2 separate regions of the Homo sapiens genome follow, and region 1 is linked to region 2. A link is an interaction called in ENCODE POLR2A ChIA-PET data of the cell type or tissue named here. Cell type or tissue: CD4-positive, alpha-beta T cell. All regions are shown on one strand. Links, peaks and the distances in the headings refer to the core of each region. The heading gives the core; the rest is flanking DNA.

Region 1 (14,386 bases), core at 6,380-14,379, 68 kb after region 2:
AGAGAAAGTTTTTTAATAGCTGGGTGTGGTGGCGCACGCCTGCACCTATATGCCTAGCTACTCGGTCGGGGCTGAGGTGGGAGGCTTGTTTGAGCTCAGGAGCTTAAGGCTGCAATGAGGTATGATTGTGCCACTGCACTCCTACCTGGGCAACAGAGCAAGACTCTGCCTCAAAAAAAAAAATTAATAATTATGTACCACATTTGTCATCATCAAAAACCAGTAAAGATATTTTTCTTTCTTAAAAATAAAAACAAGCGGCCAGGCGCGGTAGCTCATGCCTGTAATCCCAGCACTTTGGGAAGCCGAGGCAGGTGGATCACCTGAGGTCAGGAGCTCGAGACCAGCCTGACCAGTATGGTGTAACCTCATCTCTACTAAAAATATGAAAATTAGCCAGGCATGGTGGCGGGCACCTGTAGTCCCAGCTACTCGGGAGGCTGAGGCAGAAGGATTGCTGGAACCCTGGAGGTGGAGGTTGCAGTGAGCCAAGATTGCACCACTGCACTCCAGCCTGAGCGACAGAGCAAGATTCCATCAAAAAAATTAATTAATTAATTAAAAAGATAAAATAAAAACAAGCTATCCGTATGTAATATAGTACTGTTTTTATCAGGACTCTTGTTGGTTTCCAGGGAAAACTAGTTGATCACATTATTTTAATCCGCACTGTCTGTAAGTGATTTGATGTTGACTTACACGTTTTATGGGCATGAGAGTGTTCTTAGGATCTGTTGGCCGGGTCCTGGGGGAGGTCTCACACCCTGCACCCCCAGATGGGTGTCCTGTGCTTCACTTAGGGACTGATGTGGGGCACGTTCCTTCTTCTATTTTTATAGCTGATATTTACAGTGTGTTCTGGAAAGTTTTACTTGCTATAAGGGTGATGATAGTTTGGGAGAGGAAAGAATGTGTTGAATTAAGAGGGATAGTACATTGACCAATGGAGTTGCAGTCAAATTTATTTCAAGTGAGGATTTAAATCATGCATTCCCAAGTACTTTTTGAAATCCAGAGAATGATTTTTCTACTTTAAATATCAGTAAGCTGTTTTTTAGAGGTTTGTTTGTTCTTACGATTTTGAGATTTTCCTTTGATGTTTTTAAATTATAAAAGAAATACATGCTTATGTGATAACAAATGAAACAAATACGAAAGCATTTTAAAAAGTTAATCTTTTTCCTACTTCACCCCTCCCCAGTTCTACCCATCTCTACCTCCAATCAGCCAATTCATGTTTATTGTATTTTCAGAAGGCTGCTGAGAAACTTTTGGGATGATGAGTATGTTCATTATCTGATTATATGATTGTTTCACAGATATATGCATATGTTAAATATCAAATTTTACACTTTAAATATGTACATTTAATTGTATATAAATTATATCTCAGTAAAGCTGGGTGTTTTCAGATGTCCAAACTTGTTAGGTATTTCTTTTGGTCTAGGGGTGCAGTGAAGAAATTACTAAGACACCAAGGGCATTGTGAACCAAGAAGTTTTGGGAACTTATGACCTAGTGAATATCTTTCCATAACTTTTTTTAAATTAATTTTTTATTTACATATAGTGAAATTCACTCTTTCTTGTGGCCAGTTCTCGGAACTTTGATAAATGTGTATAGTCACGTCTTCCGCACCACAGTCAGGATATAGAACAGTTTCTTTTGGTTTTGTTTGTTTGTTTGTTTGTTTGTTTTTGAGACGGAGTCTCTGTTGCCTGGCTGGAGTGCAGTGGCACCATATCAGCTCACTGCAACCTCCGCCTCCTGTGTTCAAGTGATTCTTCTGCCTCAGCCTCCCGAGTAGAAGAACAGTTTCTTCAGCCTCCAGAAACATGGCTTTATGCTCACTTTGTAGTCAGAGCCTTCCCCTTCCTTTCTCTCTGCCCCTCACTAGTCTGTTCTCTATCACATCATTTTGTCTTTTCCAGAATGGAAACTCCATAGAAATGGATTCAGTGTATAGCCTTTGGGTCTAGCTTCTTTCGCTTAGCTTGATGCATTGGACATTCGTCCATGTTGTCACACAGTTTGTTCCTTTTCCTTCTCAGTGTTGTCTCATTATATAAAAGTAACACCATTTGCTTATCCATTTCCTATGGAGGGATATTTGAGGTGTTTCCAGTTTTATTTGGAGCAATAAAACTTTTATAAATACTTACATACCGATTTTAGACATAAGCTTTTATTTAACTTGGGTAAACACATAGGGATGCAATCGCTAGGTGAATGGTAAGTGTGTGTTGAGCTTTCTAAGGAACTGCCAAACCGTTTTCCAAAGTGGCTGCCCCGTGTGATTCCCCCAACAGTGCGTGAGTTCTCATGCCTCCCGTATCTTTGTCAATATTTGGTGTCATCAGTCCTTTTATCTCATTTTGATTTTAATTTGCATTTCCTTAATGACTAATTATGCCAGGCTTGTTTGTTTGTTTTTTGGAGACAGGGTCTCGCTCTGCCAGCCAGGCTGGAGTGCAGTGGCTCAATCATGGCTCACTGCAGCCTCCACCTCCCAGGCTCAGGTGATCCTCTCACCTCAGCCTCCTGAGTAGCTGGGACTGCAAGCGCCCATCACACCCACCTCATTTTTGTATTTTTAGTAGAGACAAGGTCTCACTGTGTTGCCCAAGCTGGTCTCGAACTCCTGAGCTCAAGTGATCCCCCTGCCTCAGCCTATGAAGGTGCTGGGATTCCAGGCGTGAGCCACCACACCTGGCCCAAGCATTTTTTCCCTGCGCTTTTTGTCGTTTGTATATCTTCATTGGTGAATTGTCTGTTCCAATTGTTTGCCTGTTTTTCAATTGGGCTTTTTTTTTTTTTTTTTTTTTTTTTTGAGTTTTGAGTTTTGAGACTTCTTTACATATCTGGGTACAGATTTTTTGCGAGATACATGATTTGCAAATATTTTCTCTCAGTCTGTAGCTTGTCTTTTTTTTTGTTCTTAAGTGTCTTGTACAGAGCAAAAATGTTTAATTGAGATAAAGTCCAACTTAGGATTTGTCCTTTATCAGTAGTGCTTTTGGTAGCATATCTAAGAAGTCTGCCAAACCTAAGCTCACAAAGATTTTTCTCCTATATTTTCTTCATCGTTTCACATTTTACATGTAGGTCTGTGATCCATTTTGTCTGCAGTTCGTTCTTTGGCGTATGGATTTCCAATTGTTCTGTTTGTTGAAAAGACTGATGAATATCCATTGAACTGCTTTTGTTCCTTTGTCAAAAATCAGTTGAGCATGTTGTGAGTCTTCTTCTGGACTCTGTCCTGTCGCGTGTTTGTGTATCTCTGTTTGCCAGTCTCACACTGTCTTCAGTACAGTACTTGATAGTAAATTTTGAGATCAGGTTGTGTGACTGCTATAACCTCTTTCTTCTTTTTGAAAATTGTTTTGACTATTCTAGTTATTTTACCTTTCCATATAAATTTTAAAATCAGCTTGTTATCTACAAAATATTCTCCAGGGGTTTACTGCATGCAGTGAACATGTAGACTTGGAGACCATTGACCTCTTAACAGTGTGAGCTTTGCAGCCTATGTACACAGCATGTCTCCCCATTTTGGTCTTCTTGTTTTGTAGTTGTCAGCAAACAGATGCTATAAATATCTTCTTAGACTCGTAAATTAGTATTTTGGTTTTTGGTTGTCATTGTAAATAGATCTGTTTATTTCCCATTTGTAATTGTTTATTGTCTTGTTGTAATTATATCAGGTTTTGCTTCATGTTATATATATTCATATAAATATTCAGTGTATATCCCCTCTTGGTGAATTAACTCTTTTACCATGATAGATATGACTGTATTGCTGGTAATATTATTTGCTCTGAAATCCACTCCGTCTCACCTTAATATAGCCATTCCAGCGCTCTTCTGACTAGTGTTGGCATGGTATGTCTTTTTCTTCCCTTTTACTTTTGATCAGTTCGTATCTTTATACGTAAAGTGGGTGTATGGTAGATAGCGTATTGTTGAGTCTTGGTTTTTTTTTGTTTTGGTTTTTGTTGTTGTTGTTGTTGTTGTTGTTGTTTTGAGACAGAGTCTCGCTCTGTCACCCAGGCTGGAGTGCAGTGGCACAATCTCTGCTCACTGCAAGCTCCGCCTCCCGGGTTCATGCCATTCTCCTGCCTCAGCCTCCCCCAAGTAGCTGGGACTACAGGCGCCCACCACCACACCCGGCTAATTTTGTATTTTTAGCAGAGACGGGGTTTCTCACCATGTTAGCCAGGATGGTCTCGATCTCCTGATCTCGTGATCTGCCCTCCTCGGCCTCCCAAAGTGCTGGGATTACAGGCGTGAACCACTGTGCCCGGCTGAGTCTTGCTTTTTTATTCAGTCAGACAATCCCTGTCTTTCAGGGTGTTGAAACCATTTATTTTTCATGTGATTATGAATGTACTTGGGTTTAAATGTACCACCTTCCTATTTTTTTTCTATTTGTCCCACCTGTTTATCGTTTCTCTTCTTTGTCTGCATTCTTTTGGATCAATTGAGTACTTTTTATGATTCCCTTCTATCTCATTTGTTGGCTTCTTTATGATAACTCCATATTGTTTGATTTTAATTGTTAGTCTTTTCTAGAACACACCTTTAACTTATCACAATCTACCTTCAAGCGATAACATACTATTTCATATAGAATATAAGACATTTACAACAGTATACTTCTATTTCTCCTCTCCCAGCCTTTCCGCTATTATCATACATAAACCCCTCAATATCTTATTATTTTTGTTTTAAAGAAATTTAAGTGATTTTTAAAAATCTTTTTTTATTATACTTTAAGTTTTCGGGTATTAAAAATCTTTTATATTTACCCAGATAGTTACAATTTTCAGTGTTCATCATTCCTTTGTGTAGATTCAGATACCCATCTGATATCAATTACCTTCTGCTTGAAGGACTGTCTTAATATTTCTTATAGCACAGGTCTACTGATGATGAATTCTTTTAGCTTTCGTGTATCTGCAAAAGCCTTTCTTTTCTTTTGCCTTTTTTTTTTTTTTTTTTTTTTGAGACAGGGTCTTGCTCTGTTACCCAGGCCAGTGTATAGTGGTGCAATCACGGCTCACTGCAGCTTTGACTTCCAGGCTCAATCAGTCCTCCCACCTCACACCCCAACCCCAACTCTGCCCCAGTAGCTGGGATGACAGGCACATGCCACCATGTCCAGCTAATTTTTTTACTTTTTGTGGAGACAGGGTCTCACTAGGTTGCCTAAGCTGGTCTCAAACTCCTGGGCTCAAGCAGTCCTTTCATCTTGGCCTCCCAAAGTACTGAGAGTACAGGGGTGAGCCTGGTCTTGCCTTCAGTTTTGAAAGATCTGCTTGCTGGTATAGAATTCCGTGTCGACCGTTTTATCCTTGAAAAACTTTTGCTCGCCTGTTGTCTTGCTTGCATTATTTCTGATGAGATGTCTCCTGCCATTCTTTTCTTTGTTCCTTTGGACATAATGTACCCTTTCCCCCTCTGGGAGCTTTCACAGTTGTCTCTTTTTAAGTCATTTGATTATGATGGGCCTTGGCATGGTTTCCTTCATTTTGCCTGTGTTTAGAGTTTGTTTATAATTTTCATCAGTTTGAGAAATTGTCTCTTCAAATATTTTTTTCTGTCCCATGACCCTTTCTCTCCTTTAGGGATCCCAATAACGTGTATTAGGCTTCTTAGAGTTGATGCTGATGCTCTATTTCTCTTAATTCTTTTTTTTTTTTCTGTGTAACATTTGGATAGTTTCCTTTGCTTTCTTCAACTTCTTTAATCTTTTCTGCCATGTCTATTCTGTTAATTTTTATTACAGTAAATTTTTCATTTCACACATTTTTTTTAATTAAGTGAGCAAATTTACTTAAGCAATTAGAGATCTGTGGGTACATATTGTTGTTGTCATCTCTAGTGGTTTGATTTGTGTCTTTTTAAAATATCTTTCACGTCCACCTAACTTTTTGGACACAATACTGTATTCATGTCCTTGTCTGCCAATTCTAACATTTGTGTCATTTCAGTTTAGTTCAGTTGACTGGTTTTTCTTCTCATTATAAATCCTTCTCCTGCTTCTTTGCGTGTCTGGTAATTTTTAATTGGATGTCTGACATTGTGAATTTTGCTTTGTTGAGTGCTATATCTCTATTCATGTTCTTGAGATTTGTTTGGGGATGCAATTAAGTTACTTGGAAATAGTTTGATCCTTTCAGTTCTTGCTTTTTCAGATGTTTTAGGCAGGAACAGTTATATTAAAACCAGAGCTAATTATTCTCCACCACTGAGACCTTTCTGATTAGGAAGCCAGTGCCCTATGGATTATGAATTTTTCCCATCTGGTTGGTGGGAACAGACACTGTTCCCAGCCCCGAACAAGTACTGGGTTCTCACTAATCCTTTCAGGTGGTTCTTTTCCCAACCTCTGGTAGTTTTCTCACACAAATATGCTGATCTGTACTCTGCTGAATAGTTGAGTGACCTCTACAAATAAATCACTGTAGTTCTTCTCTGTGTGCAGCTGTCTCCCCTGTGGAACTCTGCCTTGCAAATTCTAATCCAGTTTGAATCCTGGGTCCCACCTGGGTTCTTTCTGCCTATACTACAACCTAAAAATCTATCAAGGCAGGAGCCTGGGGCGGTGTGGGACGTGCCTCACTTGTTCCCATCTCAGGGATCACTGTCCTTATCCTTCGTTGTCTGAAATCCAGTGTCTTGAAAACCGTAATTTTATATATTTTTGCCCAAATATTTGGTTGTTTCAGGCAGTAGCATAAACCTCATCCTTGTTACTCCATCTCATCTGGAAGCATAAGTCTGCTTCATTTATAATAGATACTCAATAAACACTTAACTCCGTCCACCCAGGGGATCTAGCAATTATTATAAAAATGAAAGACTGTTTGCATAATTTATAATGCCATAATTTCATACGTCATTTGGGGTTAGGGGAAATGGCTGTGCATACATGACTGGGAAGTGATAAGGAGTTTAGCTCTGAAACTTCCCTTCTCAGTTGATTTATATCACGTTGGATAGAGAGTATGTTGTTCTGCTATGCTAAAGCATTACTAAACTTTCTCATACCTTACTGCAAAAAGAAATCAGAATACATGATAAAGCAAATATATTAGAATGCTAATGGTAAAATCTAGATGATAGCTGTTCGCTATAAAATTCTTTCAACTTTATTGCATTGAAATTTTTCGTAATAAAAACATTGGGAATACATCATTCAGAATCTATACGAAACTAATCTTTGGCCCAGAGTAAATAACTTAAGAGCACTTCCAAATCCAGTGTTATCTTTAAATGACACTAGTTGAATTGAATTATAAGTATTATGAATTATTTCTTATGTATAAATATTCTAAACTCAAAAAATATAAACTCATGCACATAACTGTAAATGATTTATTTTCATGCTTATCTGAAGATGATCTTGTTATGAAACTGTAGAAAATTAAAATATTCATTGTTTGAAAAGTTTAGACTAAATTTCCTTTATTAAGTATTCTACAAAGGTTTGTAAGTTGTTTGTTTTTTTTTTAATTTGAGACAGAGTCTTGCTCTGTCGCCCAGGCTGGAGTGCAGTGGCACGATCTCAGCTCACTGCAACCTCCACCTCCCAAGTTCAAGCGATTCTCCTGCCCCAGCCTCCAGAGTAGCTGGGATTACAGGCCTGTGCCACCATACTTGGCTAATTTTTGTATTTTTAGTAGAGACAGGGTTTTGCCATGTTGGCCAGGCTGGTCTTGAGCTCCTAACCTCAGGTGACCTGCCCGCCTCAGCCTCCCAAAGTGCTGGGATTACAGGGGTGAGCCACCGCGCCTAGCCCGTAAGTTTTTATTTCCATATCTTTAACTGCTATTTAGGAACATATTTGAATAGATTGTAAAAATAGCAAGTTATTCAAAGTAAGAATTTTCAATGTTGTGGTTCTTTTCTTGACTGTCACATCATGGCATCTATTTGGAGGTGAAATCGATTCTTTGAAAGCAGCTCTTGCTGTGGAGGAAGCGCGAGGTAGATTTGTGGGAAGAAGGCTCTGCTCTCCCTTACCTCTCTTCACTGCCGAGCACTCATTGTGTGCCAGGGCCAGCAGGAAGATATTAAACCAAGGACTTCCCGGCCACCCAGTCATACTTGAGATAAATATTCCAAAGAAAATGTACAGCATCATAGAAGAGCTTAAAATTAGGGGCCCAATTAGGACTGTAATTATTTTGCAGCTGAGACGTAAAGGTTTAATGAGACATTTTTCACAGTTTCCAGGTAATTAATTGGTGTTGCAGTTAATAAGGTGACTGATGCGTGCTTTTCCCAGGATCCATTTACTCTCAGCAAGTGTTTGAGGACCTCCTAGGTGCCAGGCACAGTGGTAGGTGCTGGGATTGCTGTGCATTTATGTTCTCTAGATGATAGCTGAGTTCTGGTGCCATGAAAGCAGATTCAAACTCACTTTACAAATGGGGAAAGGGGTAGTATCTCCCTTTAAGACTGCTACTACGATTTTTACTATTCTACCTAAATTTTAGGTTAAGTTCATTGAGTTCATCAAAAATTCAGTTTAAGATTGTGTCTGCTTTATACATTGCTCTGCGAAGTTCCATCTTTGTAATATGATCTCATTCCACATCAAAGGTTCCTCCGTTTTTTCGGGCATTCTTCAGTGCCTTTTATTAGAGTTTTCTGCTTTCTCCATCAAGGCCTTGTAACTAGGTCAGTAATTCCCAGGCACTTTGTAGTTTTTGTGTCTGGGTAGCTGGAGTCTTCGTCTCTGTTTCTTTTTTGTATTTGCTTAATTGTTAGTGGAAAGGTGGTTGCTGTTGGTTTCATATTTTTGATATTTGCATGTGGTAGTCTAGTTGTGATGGTCTGTCTGTTGCTTCTGTTTTCCAGCTATATCATTTGCAAACAAATGACAATTTTGTACTTAAATATATATATATTGCGAAGGGGCTTAACACTTTCTGCCCTTCCCAGAAATGTATCTCTTAGCAATATGACTCGTAGAACCTAACAGTTCCATCACAGGAGGAAGTGTTCTGCAGTAACTGTAATTTGGCCTTTGATGGATTCATCTGTTATAAATCCTGTTGACATGAATAAAACAGAGAATAAATAACAGAATAACCCTTGTGGTTTTGAACAGAGAACTGTAAATAATCAAACCTTTCTTTCCTGTTGCCTCTAAAGTTAGACTGTCAGCGGTTTTTTTTTTTAATGTATCCCTTCATGTCTTAAAATTTTTATATGTTACACTGCTGCAGTTATGTTACGGCATAAATATTCACTCATTGGTAATGAATGATAACACATACAGAAAGGCTGCATGATATTGCTGAATTGTAAGAATTTTCCGTAAAGTTGCTTCTTGGGCCATTCTAGTTTACATCTAATTTAATAAATTTAGCAATTTGGAGAACATCTGCAGGACTGATGTAAGTACTGAAAGTGGAAGTGTCAGGGAGGCAGCAGAAGCAGGTGCTTCCTGATATTAACCAGAGACGGTCCTGGCACAGATGGGGCCGTGTGAATCACATGCAGACATACGTATGCACTCACGTGCGTGCCATTATTTTCATGTGGAGGTCAAACAGTCAGAAACGTTTGGGAAGTGCTGTGTAATGCTAACTGTTCGTGCATAATGTTTTCCCATTTAGTAAGTGCTGTTGCATGTGTTTTCTGTGATTCTCACCACAGCCCAATGCAAAAAATAAAAAAAGGATTTACGCTTTTTTTTTTTTTTTTTTTTTTTTTTGAGATGGAGTCTCACTCTATTGCCCAGGCTGGAGTGCAGTGGTGCAATCTCGGTTCACTGCAACTTCCACCTCCCAGATTCAAGTGATTCTCCTGCCTCAGCCTCCCGAGTAGCTGGGATTACAGGCACCCACCACCACACCCAGCTAAGTTTTGTATTTTTAGTGGAGATGGGGTTTCACCATGTTGGCTAGGCTGCTCTTGAACTCTTGACCTCAAGTGATCCACCCGCCTCGGCCTCCCAAAGTGCTGGGATTACAGGCATGAGTCACCGCGCCTGGCCTTTACCCTTTCCAATGGAGGAGAAAATTGAGGCTCAGGCAGGCTGTTTGGTCTGAGGTCCTTCTTCTAGGTGGGAAGAGGGTGTAGAGAGACTGTTTCCATGAGGCTGTGCTGCCTTTGTTGGGCAGCGTGATTCTGCGTCTGTGCCTCTGGGTGTGCGCTGGATCCGTAGGTCTCATTTGAGAGATCACAGTGACCCTGTGTGCTGCCCAGAAGACCCGGGACTCCTTAGACCTCAGAGCTTCTTTGGTGTTCACTGCATAACGTTGATGTCTTCTCTGTTTCCTCAGACCGGATCCATGCATCCAGGTAGCATGGCAGTGACATTTGCACACAGACATCAGCACCCCAGGTTTCTGTACCTGGGGCTCCTGCCCCTGATTCGCCCCTGCAGCTTTTGTGTTAAGAAATGTTGCTAGGTCAGAAACCCAAGAAGAATTTGAGGTGATAGACCGTTGGCCCTCTGTTCCTTCCCCCCGCCCCAGTATTACTTTTTACTTAACCTTTTCTAGAGATATGCACTAAATTAATGCAATGTAATGTGGTAAGAAAGGTGTGTAGAAGTTAGGAGTGCAAGTTTTTTTCCTTACACATGAGAAATGACTTTCAATCAATCAGAATTGGCCTGGAATGAACCTTCCCGGACCTAGGTCGGTCATCAGTCAAGGACGCTGTATCAGTCTGCTCAGGCTGCCGTAAGAAAATACCACAGGCTGGTGGCTTAAACCACAGAAATGTGTCTTCTCTCCATTCTAGAGGCTGGAAAGTCTAAACTCAAGGGTGTAGCAGGGTTTGTTCCCTGCTGAGGGCCTTTTCTGGCTTGCAGACGGCCACTGTGCCCTCCCATGGCCTTTGCTCCGAGCAAGTGCAGAGAAGGCGAGTGTGAGCCTTCTACCATCCCTCCTTACAAAGACACTAATCCTGGAGGGCCAAGGCCCCACTTATGACTTCATTCACCCTTCATTATTTTCTCTGAGGACCCATCTCCAAATCCAGCCACACCAGGGTTTAGGTCTTTAACATGAATGTGAGGAAGGGAGGCCACAAGCATTGAGTCCATGACAGACACTGAAAAGAGGACATTGTGTTCAGAGCAAGCCATCTGAGTCACCTTGCAGGCCCTCAGCTCAGCATCAAGGATTCAGTGAGTGTGCAGGTGTTTGAGACGGGGCCTAGCTGCTGGGCTGACTGTCACTGTGCGGGAGAGCTTCAACTGGAAACCCTAATCACTAGCTTTCCTGCTAGTAGAAACCACCAGTTTACTTAGGAATCTCAGCTGACTGGGTGCCTCAGTCAGGGCTGTGCAGAGAAACAGCAGGAGAGACAGAGATTGAGATCTCAAGGACTTGCCTTCTGCAGTGGGTGAGTCCAGCGGGCAGGTCTGGACTCCGTGGACAGGCAGCGGGCACGAGACTTGGCCGTGGTGGACACTGCAGGCCGCAGGTGGACTCTCCTCAGAGAAGCTGCAGTTTGGGTCTCACAGGCCTCTCAGCTGACTGGTTGAAGCCCCCACATTCTCAAGAGTGATCGCTACTTGAAGTCCATTGATTATAGGTGTTAACCACATCTATAAAATGCCTTCACAGGAACACCCACAGCAGTGTTTGGACAGCTGGGCACTGTGGCCTAGCCGGGTTGACACATACGGCCAGCTGGCACAGTCGGGGACATTTTACTTTTTTTCAGTTATCGCCTTTAACCACGATGGGTGAAATCACACTTTCCTGTGCCTAAATAACATCTTAGGCAAGTTGGTTAACTTCTTAGTCATCCCTGGTCACAGAAATCCAATCTAGGTTAAAGCTTTCATCTCAGACCCTCTGCAAATGGCATCTAAGCCGCACCCCAGGCAGCCTGGCCAGGGAGGGACATGCTGTGGGAGAGGAGGGGAAGCAAGGGTGGCTCCGAGCCCCTCTTGCCCGCCCTCCCCCGGGGCTTTGAGCAGAACCCAGAGCAGAGGGGAAGGGCAGCTGCCTGTTCTGCTCAGTTGCTCCCTGTGGCCTCGGCCAGAATGGTGGTCTCTTCCTCTGTGGCATGTCTGTGACTCTTGGGCAGCAGGCCTCTTCCAGAGGGACGGCTGTTTCCTCTCCCCCAAGACCTACAGCCTCGTCTCTGGGTGAGCTGACCCCTCTCTCCCTTGGCAGCTTCCTGGGCGGCGTGGCCCTACGGCTCCTGCTCTGGCCTCTGTATCCCTGATGGGCAGCCCCAGAAACCTCGGAAGCAGTGACCGTGCTTTCCTTCCAGGCGCCATGGTTCCTCAGGCCCTGATGTCACAGGCTGTTCCCAGAGTCTCCTGCCAGGCATAGTCCTGTTCACAGATTCCTCTGCCACCCAGAGTTCGTGCCCAGGCTCTGCCCTCCCCACACTGTGCTCTGCCCCTGTCGGCACCAGGCCGGGCCCACAGCTCTAACCCACCGAAGAACAAAGTGCCATCTCCCTTTCCTGAAGGTGACCCTGTCCTGTGGGTGACTGGACCCTCACCCCAGTCTCTTGGCTTTGAGAGAGAGGGTAGAAACCCCAGTTCACGAATGCCACACTCCCCGTAGGAGCTAAAGACTCAATTCAGACTTTCCTTTCTCTGCCCTTCATGGCCCTGGAAGTTATGGAGAGCTTCAGCAGTGGCTGCTAATGACAGGACCCTGGGAGGACATGGCGGCCTGCCCAAAGTGTGTGTGTGTGTGGCCTTTCCTTAATAGTTGAGCTTTTAGCATCTGCTTGTTCACGTCTGTGGGCTTTGGGGTCAGGGTGCCAGGAGGGGCAGACTAGACCCCTGTCTGCGCCGAGTGCCTGTGGGCCAGCAACTGAGGCAGGGCCGTCCACCTGTCAATCACCGTTCTTTGGGAGGCTCCTTGCAGTGCCCTATACACACACTAGCTTCACAGAGGAGGGGACAGTCCCTGGAGAGTAGACATTGCCAGAAATTATAACACCAGTGAGAGTCAGGTTAACTCTCGGTTTTAGATTGCAAACTTTTGTCTTTGTACCTATGTCTTAGGAACATTACTCATACTTTTACTAGAAGTGTTTTTTAATTAGTTGTTCCTGGCTTTTCAGCCCCTTTTTTCATCCCTGCGTTTCTACAGTATCCGTGAAGGCCATTACAGTTGGTCTTTACGTCAGCTCCCCTCTCAGATGACACAGAGAACAAGCTCAGATGCTTGATACTCAGATGCTTGATGCTCAGAGCTTTTATAGCTGATGACTTTCTGAAAAATGATATTAAGGTTTGGAGTTCAGTATCAATACCAGTAAAGAAGGGAAGAAACAGGCAGGTGCGGTGGCTCACGCCTCTAATTCCAGTACTTTGGGAGGCCGAGGCAGGAGGATTGCTTAAGCCCAGGAGTTTGAGACCAGCATGGGCAACGTAGCGAGTTCTTGTCTCTGCAAAAAATAAATAAAATTAGCAGAGCATGGTGGTGCGTGCTGGTAGTCCCAGCTACTTGGGAGGCTGGGGCAGGAGGATCGTGTGAACCCAGGAGTTGGAGGCTGCAGTGAGCGATGATGGCCACTGTACTCCAGCCTGGGCAGCAGAGAGATGCCCTGTCTTTAAGAGGAAAAAAGAAAAGGGAAGAAACAGCAGTGGTGACATTGAGTATTAGCTTGGTCTTTACAAGACTGGGTATCTAAAGCCAGCCAAGTTTGCCCTGGACTCTCTAGAAACATCTTCTCGTTGTTATCGTAGAGTCAGATTTTAATCTTTTATGTCAAAGGTTTTGATTTTGTGCTTCTGAGAGTGGTGGGACTGGGGTTGTGATCACCTATAAGAGCCATTCACCAGAACCCAGTTATATAACTGGCATACGATCCGTTCAGAGATTCAATAAGGTAACCAATCATATTTAGACTTAGTATAAAAGAGGGTTGGGCATGGTGACTCACGCCTGTAATCCCAGCACTTTGGGAGGCTGAGGGGAGCGGATCACTTGAGGTCAGGAGTTTGAGACTGGCCTGGCCAACATGGTGAAACCGTGGTGAAATCCCATCTCTACTAAAAATACAAAAATTAGCCAGGCATGGTGGTGCACGCCTGTAATTCTAGCTACTCGGGAGGCTGAGGCACAAGAATCACTTGAACCCGGGAGGCAGAGGTTGTGATGAGTCGAGTTCGCACCACTACACTCCAACCTGGGCCGCAGAGGGAGACGTCACCTCAAAAATAAATAAATAAATACATAGATTTAGTACAAAATAAAAATAGGTTATAAATGTATGACATGGAAACAGTAATCTTTTCTGTTTATGTCACTGATCTGTCAGTATGTGTTATACAAGTCCAAACAGACTGAGAGAAATCTAACAGCCCATGCCTGGGCGCACAGCCATGCTGCCCCTACCGATCCTCTGTGCCCCTGAGCAGTCCTTTCTCTGGAAATGA
Region 2 (15,437 bases), core at 4,422-12,421:
TGAAGTTATCAAGGAGAGAAAAGACTTGCACACTGCAAACTATGAAATGTTGCTGAAAGAAATGGAAGAATACACCAATCAATGGAAAAACATCTCTCGTTTATGGTTTGGAAGACTTAATGTTGTTAAGATGTCAGTACTGCCCAAAGCAATCTACAAATTCAGTGCAATCCCTATTAAAACTTTTACAGCATTCTTTTCCAGAAATAGAAAAGTTTCATCCTAAGATTCATAGGGAATATCAAAGAGATAAGCATAGCCAAAACAATCTTGAAAAAGAACACCAAAGTTGGAGGACTCACACATCCTGACTTTAAAACTTACAGCAAAGCTACAGTAATCAAGACTGTGTAGTACTGGCATAAAGATGAGCCCAGAAACAAACCCTCACATAGGTGGTCAAACGAGTTTTGACAAGGTTTCCTAGACCATTCAATGGGGAAAACACAGTCTTTTCAACAAATGGTGTTGGGAAAACTGGGTACTCACATGCAAAAGAATGAAGCGGGACCTGGCCGGGCGCGGTGGCTCACGCCTGGAATCCCAGCACTTTGGGAGGCTGAGACGGGCGGATCACAAGGTCAGGAGATCGAGACCATCCTGACCAACATGGTGAAACCCCGTCTGTATTAAAAATACAAAATTAGCTGGGTGTGTTGGCACACACCTGTAGTACCAGCCACTCGGGAGGCTGAGGCAGGAGAATCGCTTGAACCCAGGAGGCGGAGATTGCAGTGAGCCAAGATCGCGCCACTGCACACCAGCCTTGTGACAGAGCGAGACTCTGTCTCAAAAATAAAAATAAAAATAAAGAATGAAGTGGGACCCTTACCTTCATAACACATACAAAGATTAGCTCAAAATGGATCAAACACCTAAACCTAAGAGTAAAACTATAATGTTTGAGGAGAAAACATAGGAGAAAGATTTCATGACATTGGATTTGACAGTGATTTCTTGGCTATGATACCAAAAGCTCAGGCGACAAAAATAAAAATAGATAGATTGGACTACATAAAAATTTAAAACATCTCTGCATTAAAGGGCCCAGTCAACAAGAAAAGGCAGGCCACAGAATGGGAGGAGATATTTGAAAAATCATATAACTGATAAGGAGTTAATATCCAGAATATCTAAAGAACTCCTACAACTGAGCAAAACAGCTTGATTTTTTAAATGTGTGAAATACTTAAATAGACGTTTCTCCAAAGAATATAATATCTGCAAATGACCAATAAATGCATGAAAAGATCCTCAACATCTCTGTCATTAGGAAAATGAAAATCAAAATTACAGTGAGATACTTCACACCCACTAGGATGGCTACTATTTAAAAAAAAAAAAAAAAAAAAAAAGGAGCAAAGGCAGGCAGATCACTTGAGCTCAAGAGTTTGAGACCAGCCCGGACAACGTGGTGAAACTCCATCTCTACTAAAAATACAAAAACTAGCTGGTTGCATGTGCCTGTGGTCCCAGCTACTCGGGAGGCTGAGGTGAGAGGATTGCTTGAGCCCAGAGGGTCAAGGCTGCAGTGAGCCAAGATCATGCCACTACACTCCAGCCTGGGTGACAGAGCAAGACCCTCCCTGTCTCTAACAATAAAAATAGTGCTCGCTTCAGCAGCACATAAACTAAAATTGGAATGATACAGAGATTAGCACAGCCCCTGCGCAAGGATGACATGCAAATTCGTGAAGCAGTTGCATATTTTTAATAAATGGCGTTGGGAAAACTGGATATTCATATGCAGAATGGAACTAGACCTCTCTTTCTCACTATATACAAAAATCAAATCAAAGTGGATTAAAGAAATCTAAGACCTTGGCCGGGCGCAGTGGCTCACATCTGTAATCCCAGCACTTTGGGAGGCCAAGGCAGGTGGATCACGAGGTCAGGCGATTGAGACCATCCTGGCTAACACGGTGAAACCCTGTCCCTACTAAAAATACAAAAAATCAGCCGGGCGTGGTGGCGGGCACCTGTAGTCCCAGCAACTTGGGAGGCTGAGGCAGCAGAATCACTTGAACCCGGGAGGTGGAGGTTGCAGCGAGCAGACATCGCACCACTGCACTTGCACTCCAGCCTGGACAGCAGAGCAAGACTCCATCTCAAAAAAAAAAAAAAATCTAAGACCTCAGACTGTGACACTACTACAAGAAAACAATGGGGAAAATCTGCAGGACATTGGTCTTGGCAAAAATTCCTTGAGCAATACCCCACAAGCACAGGCAACTAAAGCAAACAGGGACAAATGGGATCACATCAGGCTAAAAAGCTTCTGCACAGCAAAGGATACAATCAATAAAGTGAAGAGACGACCCACAGAATGGGAGAAAATACTTGCAAACTACTCATCTGACAAGGGATTAATAACCAGAATATATAAGGAGCTCAAACAACTCTATAGGAAAAAAAACTAATAATCCGATCACAAGATGGGCAAAAGATTTGAGTAGACATTTCTCAGAAGACAGACAAATGGCAAACAGGCCTATGAAAAGGTGCTCAACATCATTGATCATTAGAGAAATGCAAATCAAAACTACAATGAGATACCATCTCATACCAGTTAAAATGGCTTATCCAAAAGACAAGCAATAACTAATGCTGGAGAGGATGTGGGGAAAAGGGAACCCTCGTACACTGTTGTTAGGAATGTAAATTAGTACAACCACTATAAAGAACAGTTTGGATGTTGCTTAAAAAACTAAAAATTGAGCTACCATATATTCAGCAGTCCCACTGCTGGGTACATACCACAAAGAAAGAAAATGAGTATATCAAAGAGATATCTGCACTCCTATGTTTGTTGCAGCATTGTTGACAATAGCTAAGGTTTGGAAGCAACCTAAGTGTCCATCAACAGATGAATGAATAAAAAATATATATATATACACAATAGAGTACTATTCAGCCATGAAAAAGAAAGATCCAGTCATCTGCAGCAACATGGATGGAACTGGAGATCTTTATGTTAAGTGAAATAAGCCAAGCACAGAAAGACAAACATCACATGTTCTCACATATTCATGGGATCTAAAAATCAAAACAATTGAACTCATGGACATAGAGAGTAGAAGAATGGTTACCAGAGACTGGGAAGGGTAGTAGTGGGGGTTGGCGGGGGGGATGGTCAATGGGTACAAAAAAAGTTAGAATAAATAAGACCCACTTGATAGCACAACAGGGTGACTATAGTCAACAATAACTTAATTGTACATTTTAAAATAACACTAAGAATGTAATTGGATTGTTTGTAACTCAAAGGATAAACGCTTGAGGGGATGAATACCCCATTCCCATTCTCCATGATGAGCTTATTTCACATTGGATGCCTGTATCAAGACATCTCTTGTGTCTCTTAAATATATATACCTACTATGTACCCATAAAAATTAAAAATAAGTTTTAAAAAATAAGTGTTAATGTCCTCGTGGAGAAATTGGAACTATTGTTGTGCACTGTTTTTTGTTTTTTAGGGTCTGTTTGTTTGAGATGGAGTCTCGCCCTGTCACCCAGGCTGGAGTGCAGTGATGTGATCTTGGCTCACTGCAGCCTGCCTCGGCCTCCTGAGTAGCTGGGCCTACAGGCACGCACCACCAGGCCCAGCTAATTTTTGTATTTTCAGTAAAGATGGGGTTTCGCCATGTTGGCCAGGCTGGTCTCAAACTCTTGACCTCAAGTGATCTGCCTGCCTCAGCCTCCCAAAGAAAGCGCTGGGATTACAGGTGTGAGCCACCACACCCGGCCCTGTGCACTGTCAGTGGGAATGTGAAATGGTGCAGCCACTGTGGAAAACAGTATGGCAGTTCTTCCAAATATTACACATATACCTTGAAACTGTGTATCGCTATTATGCATCAATTAAAAATAATAGAATGGGAAAAAAATAAAAATAGAACTGCCATATGATCCAGCAATTTCACTTGTTGGATATACACCCAAAAGAATTGAAAACAGAGGCATGAGCAGATACTTGTAGCCCCATGTTCATGGCAACATTATTCACAAGTGACAAAAGGTGGAAGCAACCCAAATGTCCGTAAACAGGGAAGAGTGAATAAACAACTTCAGTGTATGCCAATGGAATATCATTCAGCCCTTTGAAGGTAGGAAATTTTGGCACTTGCTACAACATGGATGAATCTTGCGGACATTATGCTGAGTGAAATAAGCCAGTCCCAAAAGGACAAACGCTGTAAGATCTCCTTATGTGAAGTACCCAGAGTAGACAAGTTCATAGAGACTGAAAGTAGAGTGATGGTTGCCAGCACTGGAAGGAGGGAGAATGGAAAGTTACTGTTTAATGGGGACAGAGTGTCAGTTTTGCAAGGTGAAGAGTTCGGTGGATGGATGGTGGTGAGGGTTGCAAGACACTGTGAATGTGCTTAATGCCACAGAACTGTATGCTGAAAACAGTTAAGATGGTACATTTTGTGTTGATGTATATTTTAGCACAATTTTTATTTTTATTTTTTTGTTTTTATTTTACCTTAAGTTCTGGGATACATGTGTAGAACGTGCAGGTTTGTTGCATAGGTATACATGTGTCATGGTGGTTTGCTGCACCTATCAACCCGTCATCTAGGTTTTAAGCCCTGCATGCATTAGATATTTGTCCAAATGCTCTCCCACCCCCTGTCCCCCACCCCCCGACAGGTCCTGGTGTGTGATGTTCCCCTCCCTGTGTCCATGTGTTCTCATTATTCACCTCCCACTTCTCAGTGAAATCATTTAGTGTTTGGTTTTCTGTTCCTGTGTTACTTTGCTGAGAATGATGGCTTCCAGTTTCATCCATGTCCCTACAAAAGACATGAACTCATTCTTTTTTATGGCTGCATAGTATTCCATGGTACATATGTGCCACATTTTCTTTATCCATTCTGTCATTGATGGGCATTTGGGTTGGTTCCAAGTCTTTGCTATTGTAAATAGTGGCACAATTTTTAGACAATTGTTTTTTAATCAATTATAATATTATTAACTCCTTGTATTTATAGCATTTATATTTCCTTTTGCTTGCTTTTGGAGAGAACATACAGAAATTTGTGATTTTAAGATCGGGCATGGTGGCTCATGCCTGCAATCTCAGCACTTTGGGAGGCTGAGGCTGGAGGATCACTTGAGCCCAGGAGTTAAAAGACTATTCTGGGCAACATAGTAGAGACCTCATCTCTACTGAAAATGAAAAAAATGAGCAGTTGTGGTGATTCAAGCCTGCGGTCCCAGCTCTGCAGGAGGCTGAGGCAGGAGGATCACTTGGGCCCAGGAGGCCGAGGCTGCAGTGAGCAGAGATCATACCACTTCCCTCCAGCCTGGGTGACAGAGCAGGACCCTGCCTCCAAAAAAACAAACCACAGAAATTTGTCATTTTTAATATGAGCGCTATTCCTGAGGGGTTTGTTCAGAGGTATTTACATGTTATTTTTTTGCTTGAGAATTGATTATTCACTTTCCCTTTCTTCTAAAAGTTATAGGGATTTGGGGGGGTGGTTTTGATTGATTTTTATTTAACTGTTTAAGCCACGTCAAATTTTATTCTGGTATGATGTTAAGACTTAAATTGACTTTTTTCTGCATATAGTTAATCAGTTGTCTGCCCCAAGATTGCCAAGCAATTATCTAATTCTTCCCCTTCCACTGATTTGAGATATACTCTTTATTATATTACATTTATGTCAACATATTTCTCAGTTTGGGGCTGTGGCTTCTGTTCCATTAATCTGCCTTTTTTGCCCCATCACACTGTCATTAATTCATACAGCTTTATAGTTGGTAGGACTTGCCTTTCTCATTAGTAGTGTTCTCATTCTTCTTGTTCTTTTATTTTTTGCAGGTGAACTTTAGAATACTTTTGCTAAGTACCTGGAAAAATAGAGGCCCACCTGAATTTTAATTGGAAATACTTTAAACCTGTAGATCAGTTTGGGGGGAAATTATCAGCATAGCTGCAGTATTTATATTTTTATATTTCCAATTCAGAAGTACACCTTACCTTTATTCAAGTCTTCTTTTCTTCCCTCATATTATTTGTTTATTTATTTCTATCTTAGAGTCTGTTTTATCAATGATGGCCAGATCAGCCTTGGGTTCTTTAAAGAACTACTTACATGCATAGGGTTTCAAAAGAGTGTGGGGTAAATCACTAATAAAGGCAAGATCCTTTGATCTGAGATCATTAGGAAAAATACATCAAAAAGTGTCTTCACTGTTTCTTTGACTCCTATTCCGTATATTATATATAAAGCTCTTAGGAGCCTTTCCCCCTTATTTCTGTATTCCCACTCATCAGCACAGTTGTAGGATAGGCACATTTTTTCATCTTATCTCGTATGAAATATTAAATCATTGGAGGGCAGGTCTCTGTCTCCTTAAAGCCCAGATCTTCAATAAGCATCTGCTCCTGGGCTCCTTCCTGAGCCCCTGAACGCCTCGTTCCTAATTGTGTCTGAGTTCATCTGGCATCACTCAGAGGAGGAGGAGGAGGAGGAGGCTGGGGTGTGGGGCAGTGAGAGTCATCAACACTGCTTCCTAGTGGTCGTTGGTGATCGGTGGCCATCCCCTCCAGACAGACAACCCACAGGTCAGCAGTGAAGGCTTAGAGGCAGGAGGGCAGCTAAGATCTAAATTCCTCTTACCCAACTGAAAGCACGTGCTCTTTAAAAAAAAAATTAATTCTGCTGTTCAGATAGCAGCAAAGTCAGAGCAGGTGTGAGGCCGGCAGCCTGCTCAGGTGGTGCGTGCCCACTGCCCACTTGTGTTAGAAATCACATCATCTCCTGGCCGGCCATGGAATCCAGCACTGTCTGTCAGCTCTGGGGAAAGAGGGGGAAGGGTGGGATTTGGTTTGCTTTTATCTATTTATTTTAGTTGCTATTGATACACACAATAAAAGCTACATTCTTGTGAGGGAGGACTTGATTAGCAGCCCTGAAGGGCGGTAGCAGTTCCCTTACTCATTGAATGTATCTGGCGCTAAACCCTCAGCTGGAACTGCGAGCCCTAGCTGTATTTCAGGTGTTTCTTACTCTACTGTGAATTATGTTTAGGAACTAAAGGGCTTTTGTATCCTTCACAAGTGGGGGGAAGAGAGCAGGGGAATTGTGTGAGAAACTATTAAAAATGAGGAGCCATGGTTTGGACAAACTTCCTTGTTGGTGTGAAGAAAGGAGGAATTTTTTTCAGTTCCACCTGCCGAAGAGGCTTTTCTTATAGTTCGTTTTCATTTGGAACTACTAATAACACTCATTTTTGTAGGGAATCATCTCACCGCACCCCCTCATGGGATCCTGCAATACTCCATCCAATTCAGAAATAATGTTTTTCTCCTTGGAATAGCTTTTTACATTAACTGTATTTGAAGATAGAAAATTTAGATCTGAATAGCAGCTTTTAATAGCCCCATAAAAATAAGTGAAAATATCTTTAATTTTAAATTTAAACAAAATATCTAAAACTTAAAAGGTATTTAATATGTCAGCATATTTGCAATACAAAAATAAACATGCTCCATTTCATTTTTTTGCTTTCTTACTCCCACGGCCAGGTGATATAAATATTTCAATTTGTGTCACTTTCTAGCTATCGAATTTATAAAGCGGCTTTCATTTTCTACGTAAGTTTTTAAGCTTAATTTTTTCAGGGAAAAAATAGATCTCAAGAAAAAAAGTGTTTGGGATCATAAGTTAATAACTCATCCTATTGGTAAGGGAAGTTGAATAAGAGTCCAAACTAATGGATTAGAATTGTGTAATATTTGCTTAACCATTTGTTAAAAAAAAAAAACAAAAAAAAAACACTGGGTTGCCAGAATCCTACCTAAGATGCAGATATTAATTAGAACTAGCAAGTCGAAGTTGCACAGGTGGGTATAAAATGAATTTGGGATCCCTCACTGGGAAATGCTAAAGTTCACACAGACATATACACACACTTTTTTTTTTTTTTTTTTTTTTTTTTGGTGGCTCCCTCGAAATCATTTGTTTACAGTCTGGCCAAGGTTGTGGCCTCCAGTATTCCCCCTAAGAGATGGGATCTTTGCCTAAAAGTTACTGAGAAACGAAGGCTGCAAAAAGCCGGAAAATATCCCAGCTTTTAAGGCACACTGACAGCCAAACAGAACGCTCTTTCCGTTTGCAGTTTTTTTAGTGTCATTTTAAGTTGCAGCTTCCGGCCAATCAGCGAGCTTCATGCCTGCTGACATCACGAACCAGCCAGTTCCCTCCAGCTGCAGAGAGCTTCAGTTTGTCTTTTTTTTTTTAAACTAAAATGGAGGCTGGTTTCTTGCCTTAAGGAGCCCATTGCCTTTCCCGCTGAAGTCTAGATGTTGACATGTAATAAAGCGGGCAGCAGGATGGTGGTGGATGCGGCCAACTCCAATGGGCCTTTCCAGCCCGTGGTCCTTCTCCATATTCGAGGTAAGTTATTGTGTGTTTCACTGAATCGGAACCTTCCGTGGGTAGTTAATAAATGGCTATTGTGCTTCAGATAAGAAAAGCAGGAAGTCCTTTCTAGCAGAATTCACCCCATTTCGCTGCAGACTTAACCAGAGGAGGTTGGGTGTGTCACTGCAGTTTGGCATTTTACGAACTACTTACAGAATTTGAGGCTTGAAAGAGGCCTTGCATGCATAGTTCAAAGCTGGTTTTTCTGCTTTCTGCTCGCTCTCCCATCCCCCTTTCAAAGCTGTGCTGATGTCAAAGGATGTGAAGTCACTGCCCAGGGAAGGTATTGGGTGGGGGTAGGAAGGAGAGGCGGGCCTGTCGCGCCTGGCCAAGTTGTTCGTACGCAGAGTTTCTGTTACATATGTGTGGCTTAATGCTGCAAAGGTTTTGTCGAGGACACATCTCAGAATTAAAGATGAATTGCAGTCAGAAAATATGCACAATTGATTGGAAAAGAACTTCCTTTAAAAGGATTGTTTTCATTCTTGCCGTGGAGCCTGAGAGAGAAATATGCTCCACTTTGAAATATTGAAATCTATCGTGGGTCATCATTTTTGAAATGTTAGCGTTTTCGTGGAATATTAGGAAATATTTTGCATTTAAATAGGCTCTGTGTTGCCAGTTGGCTTTTAAAATTTTAAATGGCAACAAGTTTTCAAGGTATATAGAGATCACTGTTTTAATAATTAGTTTGCTTCTTTTTATGCATATTTTGGTTTCAAAACTTAGCCTAAAAGCACAACTACTCTAGTAATTAATAGCGGTTATATTGAACTACAGGCATCAGGGTAGTAGCCTACTTATTCTTGGTATTTTAAGATATATGAATTTTTTTTTGGTCATAATTGGGTGAAATAGAAAAATGATTTTAAGCTTCATCAGATCACTTTAGAATTTATAGTATCAGAGCTGTGCCCCAACAAAACTGTTTCTCAGAATCTCTTTTAAGGAAGGGTGGGAGCAAGATTTCTAGGTGACTAATAATCTCTATGACTAAAACGCCAGGCCAGACTTTTCAGATCCTAGGGTGTACCCAGGCACATGCAGACTCAATCTACTGGAATAAAATGGGTGGTGCTTTTCTCTCCAAACTATCTTTCATGAAGGTGGAAATCAGCATTCAATGACCAAATTGTAGGACAGGCTGTGAATTTATTGTTTTTGTAGTGCACCCAGTAAAAAGCAAAGGTTGCCTACAGGTAACATTCAGGTATTTTAGCTGCAAGAACCAAATGGGCAAGAACAAAATGTAATTGTTTGGATTTAAGTTAGATAGCTTTTGTTTGTTTTTTGGGAGACAGGGTCTCACTCTTGTCACCCAGGCTGGAGTACAGTGGTATGATCACAGCTCACTGCAGCCTCCACCTCCCGAGCTCAGGTGATTCTCCCACCTCAGTTTCTTGAGTAGCTGAGACTTCAGGCACGCACCACCATGCCCAGCTAATTTTTTAATATTTTTTGTAGAGATGGGGTTTTGCCATGTTGCCCTGGTTGGTCTTGAACTCCTGGGCTCAAGCGATCCTCCCACCTCCGCCTCCCAAAGTGCTAAGATTACAGGTAAGAGCCACTGTACCTGGCCAAGTTAGTTCTTAAAAACGAACTAGTTAGCAGTAAGATAAATTAACTGCATATAAAATGTAAATTTTTATACTTTTAAGGTATCCACTTATAAATAACATAAATCTTTTTGGTTTGTGTTTTCTGGTTTTTATTAGATGCCTAATATACTACTCAGTTTTTGAATTATGAACTTATTCTGAAATAGAATCATTTCACGTTGTGTCTTGAACCACATTGATTTTTTTTTTAAAATTCCAAGACCTTATTATGGCCAGTTTGTATTTGTTGCTGTTGGTTGGGTGGTTGGTTGCTTGCTGTATAATTGTGGAGGGAAAAAGCAGTGAAGTGTATTAGCCTGAAAGAGACTTGAGTTTTTAAGAAGGGATAACTTTGGAGACCTAAGACTAACTTCTGACTCAAACAGTGGGGGTAATTTCTAACTTCAAAATTTGAAGAACGCTTGATTTACTCATAAAGACTTTTCTGGAGCGAGCATGTTAATGTGAGATTTAGCAAAATTTGATTTATTTATTGGGCCTTAGAGTCTTAGCTTAACATCCATTGAGCAGCTCCGGTGTGCCAAGTGCTGAGCGTCATTACAGTGATTAAGTTGCAGCCCCTGTCCCAAAGGAGCGAATGGAGAGACCCAGCATAGGAGCTCTGCCACGAGAGGGCTAAAGCAAGAACACACCGGCAGGGTGCCCGGGAGAGCAGGGGCTGGTGTCAGGAGCAGAAGGAACCAAGGAGGGCTGCACCCTGGGCTACCCTGCTCACTCGGATGGGGTGGGCATGCGCTGTCCTTCCCGTTTATTTAGGAAGGAGGGGTCTTTCCCACTGAAGGAGAAATAACTTACCCAAGGTCACACAGCCTGGAAGTGGTGGAGCCAGAATCCAAACCCAGACTGTTGTGTTGTTTTGTTTTGGATCTTTTTAAAAAAATCATTTTAAAATAGGAATGTTGGCTGCTTGAAGAACATTTTGCTACAGGATTACAGTAGTGGTATTTTCCCCAATGCCTTACCATTTATTTGGCTCGGTAGCCTCTTTTTGTATAACAGTTTTGTACCTTGGGCTCATTTATTAATCATTTTACAAATATTTATTGATCCATACCACATGCCAGGCAGGGTTCTAATGTGGATATGAGCAGGGGCTATGGCCCAGCTTTCCCAGTTTACCATCCATCAGGGTGGGGACCAAGTAAGTAAGTAAGGAAAATGATCACCTGATTTGTTGTCACGATCGCTTTGACCATTATTGTCTACCAAGTAGTCTGGACTTTGCGATTAAAATGGTGAATTTGCACATCCTAATAAGTTTGAGTGTGAAAGGGACATATTTTTGAGAGTTAGTGTAAGCCCTTCTGTCTGTAGAAGGAGAGTCACCTGGAACTTGATGGCTGTGAATGTAGCTTGGTGACATAAATCCTCACTCTCAGCTGTGTCCAGGAGAACTGTCTGCTGTGGTGGAAATGTTCTGTGCTGTCCTCTGCAGCAGCCCCTGGTCACCTGCGACTGCTGAGCACTTAACATATACAGCTGAGAAAGTGAATTTTTAACTGTAGTTATTGTAAATTTAAGTGGACACACCTGTCTTGTGGCTAGGATATTGGACAGCACAGTCGTAGACTGGAATTGTTCGACTTTTTTGGAAAAGGACCAGATTGTAAGTAGCTTTGGCTTTGTGGGTGAAAGCAGCCATAGACAGTAAATGAATAGGCATAACTGTGGTCCAATAAAGCTTTATTGACAAACAGGTGACAGGCTGGATTTGGCCCATGGACCATAGTTCACCAACTCTGTTCTAGACTGTTCTTTGACTTTCGGAATTGCCTGTTAAGGATAGGAAAGCATGTTTCCTGCAGGCCTTCAGTCTAGTGCCTCCTCCCTGTGCTGGGAAGCTGGGCCAGCCGTGATGCTGTGAGGCGTGGTGGGTGGGCCCACTTCCCACCCTGCAGCGCATGCTCACTTCAGGAGCCAGGTTTAAGGCAGTGACAGCCAAGCCGGAAAGATGGTAATGGCCAGAGAGGAAGCACACAGTTTGAGCCTTTTCCAGCTGGCCCTTATTCTGGGCTTCAAGAATGTTATTAACTGCTCTCATCTTGTTCTAGTCATTAGCAAACTTATCCAGTGGATGAGTCTGTCCTTGAAAGACTCAGGAGTAGCTCCAGCCTGGTGGGATGTTGGAGAACAAACCATTCTTTTGATGTAAACCCATTTTTTCTTGGGAAGTGGAAGTCTAATGGAAAAGTTTATTTTCTCACAAGTACTTCCTGAGTCACCAATTTGTTGAAGGTCTTCACCTTTCCAATAAAAACTCATTAAAAAACATGCAAGAAGCAAGCACAGAACTCAAACCCATGGCTTTCATTTCCTGCTGCGCTAAATCTGGTGACTTAACCTATATTAATAATAACAATAGCTATACATAATGCACATGGGTTGCTAAATTAGTAACACACCTGCATGGTGTGAAGTCAGTAAGTACTAGTGAGAATGGGTGCCCCCTGTTATCTTTATTCCCTAAAATTAGGAAGGAAAAATGTTTGAATGATGACTAAACAGTTCTTCAAATAATTAAACCAGTGATCCTCTGAACAGTGCCTCAGCTCAAGATTTTTACTTCACAAACATCTCTTTACTATGTAACTGCAGCTCTCTGCAAAGTGACTTTATAGAACTACAGCCTTAACCTTACCCATATCCTATCCTGTATCCAATCCTGTATCCTAGGTGTGAAGTTGTTTCTTTCGTATTCCTGGTGGTGTGGAAGGTAACCAAAGTAACAGATAACTCTCTGAGGAAACAGGGGTGGGTATGTTTGTGTAAAGTCTGTACACCTTTTTGTTCCTTAAACACACACACATTTATGCTCATAAACACACTCTCATCCACCTCCCTCATCCATACGCTCTCAATCTCAGAGGCAAAAACAAAAGCTTACCATCCAGCTTGGGTCTAATGTCTGCTCAGGAGGTTTTGCCTTGCAGCAAAAGCTATCTTCTAAAATTTTCTCATTAAAGTATGTTGTGTAGAGGAATGAAAGAAAAATAGAGGTAAGGTTATTAGTCAAGAATAGGGTGTGTGTTTTTAAACCCAGGAAAAGAATAGACAGAAACACAAAGACAAAGTGGTTTGGGATACATCCTAACTTTTGGTTCCATATGTCAAATAAAATTGCGAGGTGGTTCTTTTTGGATCCTACAGCACTTTGCCAATTGTGACAAGCTGTTGTGAACACTCATGTACTTCTTCCTCACAGCACTCCTGCCTGGCAGGTGAGCAGGACAATCCTAGTATTTCTCCTCCCCAAGGTCACCCAGCCTAGAGGGTCCAGTCCAGGGCTGTTGGCAGCACCAAGTACGAGGTCCCGAAGCTGCTGCTGGTGGCTGTCCCAGAGGAGAAGCAGCATACGTTGAGTGCCTTCAGTGTGCTAGGTCACAGCTGAAACCCTGTACCTCTGTTCTCTCTCTGAATCTGCCCAACACTGTGAGGCATTATAACCCTCCCCCACTCACTACCGCCCCTGCCTTTTTTGTCCCCCCGGGAGAAAAAAGGGAGCCTCTTGCCCAGGGCCACAGAGAATGTAGTGAAACAAGATTTGAGCCTCAGTCAGTCTGATAGCAAAGCTCATGTTCTTTGCTCTGCAGACATCAGAGTGTTGAGAGATGCTGGTGAAAGCTCCCACCTCATAGGTACTTTTTGATTTTTACTGTTTTCTGTACAGTGGTAATGGATTTGAGTGTCTGGAGTTCAAAACTCATTTCAGGGTTGAATAGGAGTTTGTTAAAGGTTTACATGCGTATGTTCTTGGTGTGCAGGGAGAAAGTTGATAATCTTACCTGCTGTCCCAGTTCACTTACCAAATCTGCCAGCTAGTAACTGTTGACTTACCTCCTCCACAAAATCAGGAGTATCCCGAGGACAGTCCTGTTGAACTTGTTCTCTGGTGACACTGAGCATTATTCCTAGAGTAGAGGCATCAGTTAGTGTCAGTGGATTAAAAATTAAAAGTTATCTCTGAGTGATCACTCAGGAAATAGCTATCTACTATATTTCTTTTTTGAGTTGGAGTCTCGCTTTGTCACCCAGGCTGGGGTGCAGTGGCGTGATCTCGGCTCACTGCAACCTCTGCCTCCCAGGTTCAAGCGATTCTCCTGCGTCAGCCTCCCGAGTAGCTGGGATTACAGGTGCATGCCACCACGCCCGGCTATTTTTTGTATTTTTAGTATAGACAGGGTTTCACCGTGATGGCCAGGCTGCTCTCGAACTCCTGACCTCAAGTGATCCGCCCGCCTTGGCCTCCCAAAGTACTGGGATTGTAGGCATGAGCCACCACACCCGGCCTATCTGATGTATTTCTTAGCTAAATACCTCATCAGTGGAATGAGAAGCTCATGAGAAGCTGTACTTTATTTTTCTTTCAATCCTCTATACGCTGTAGTTAACGTATTTCAATGAAAAACATATAGGAGATGGCTTTTGCTGCAAGGCAAAAACCTGCTGAGCAGACGTTATACCCAAGTGCAAGAGTAAGACTACCAAAAAGGTGACAGACTTTACACAAGGCGGCTGGTTGAAAGAGCGACACAGGTGCCCACTCCACTCTAGGCCTTGCTCAGGCGCTGTTTCCGCTCCCTGTCACACTGGAAATAGGACCGCCAAGTGGTCTAAACGTGGGATAAATCATTTCTCTCACTCACATCTTGGAAAGACGCTGGCTAAAATGCATGGGGGAAACCAGTACTCCCACAGCAGGTAGAAGTCTGGCTTTATTTGAGGCCCTTGAATTACACATAAATCAAAAACTCTTCTAGTTTAAAAAAGAAAAAAGACTAAAGAGATATAACAGGTACCGTGAGTGAATCTAGATCAGATCCTTGTTCTAAAAAGTGTGAAATCAAACCTATTAGAGACATTTTGAAGGCAGCTGGAGAAAGTGGAGTGCAGAATGATGTTGGATGTGTGGAATTACTGCGAACTTTCTAGGTGTAAAAAGGTGTCCAACTTTTGTAAGGGACTTTTCTTATTCTTAGGGAATGCAGAATGAAGTATTAATAAGTGAAGGATCGTGATCTCTGCAACTTTAAATGGTAAAGAGAAAAGTGGGTAAAAAGCAAATATGTCAAAGCATGAACAGTTGTTGAATCTAGCTGAGGGGATATACAATATACAATTATTCATTGAAATTCTATGGAGATTTTAACTTTTTCATAATGTTTGAGAGAAATAAATATATATATTTATTTATATATATATTATATATATATTATATAAATATATATATAATATATATATTTATATAATATATATAATATAAAAATATTATATATGTATATATATTTTTTTTTTTTGAGATGGAGTCTTGCTCTGTTGCCAGGCTGGAGTGCAGTGGAGCAATCTCAGCTCACTGCAGCCTCCGCCTCCTGGGTTC

What was found. Peaks named below come from ENCODE experiments on the same cell type or tissue, not always from the same donor. Only the 100,000 strongest peaks of a DNase experiment are listed, where the experiment ranks them.
Region 1: POLR2A ChIA-PET joins it to region 2 with 14 read pairs; 18 of 35 experiments call an interaction of 5 or more read pairs at or near these places.

Annotation. Positions count from the first base shown.
Region 1 is chr14:101,867,237-101,881,622 of GRCh38, forward strand. The region is part of intron 4 of PPP2R5C (protein phosphatase 2 regulatory subunit B'gamma); the gene reads left to right. Among named protein-coding and RNA genes, the nearest start is that of DYNC1H1, 90 kb to the right of the region's middle. RefSeq lists a silencer at 8,795-8,864 and enhancers at 9,185-9,254, 11,473-11,622. In CD4-positive, alpha-beta T cell, for the core only: no CTCF peak of the experiment used is centred there; DNase peaks (open chromatin) are centred at 9,515 and 11,853; H3K4me3 peaks cover 905 bases; H3K27ac peaks cover 4,467 bases.
Region 2 is chr14:101,801,620-101,817,056 of GRCh38, forward strand. The region is part of intron 3 of PPP2R5C (protein phosphatase 2 regulatory subunit B'gamma); the gene reads left to right. LOC124903388 (a long non-coding RNA gene) reads right to left here and starts at 9,371. Exons shown (of 2, transcript XR_007064349.1): 1 at 8,598-9,371. It also overlaps the pseudogene RNU6-790P. RefSeq lists enhancers at 6,373-6,667, 8,417-8,999, 8,591-8,670. In CD4-positive, alpha-beta T cell, for the core only: no CTCF peak of the experiment used is centred there; DNase peaks (open chromatin) are centred at 8,202, 8,712, 9,452, 10,682 and 2 weaker places; H3K4me3 peaks cover 4,849 bases; H3K27ac peaks cover 5,009 bases.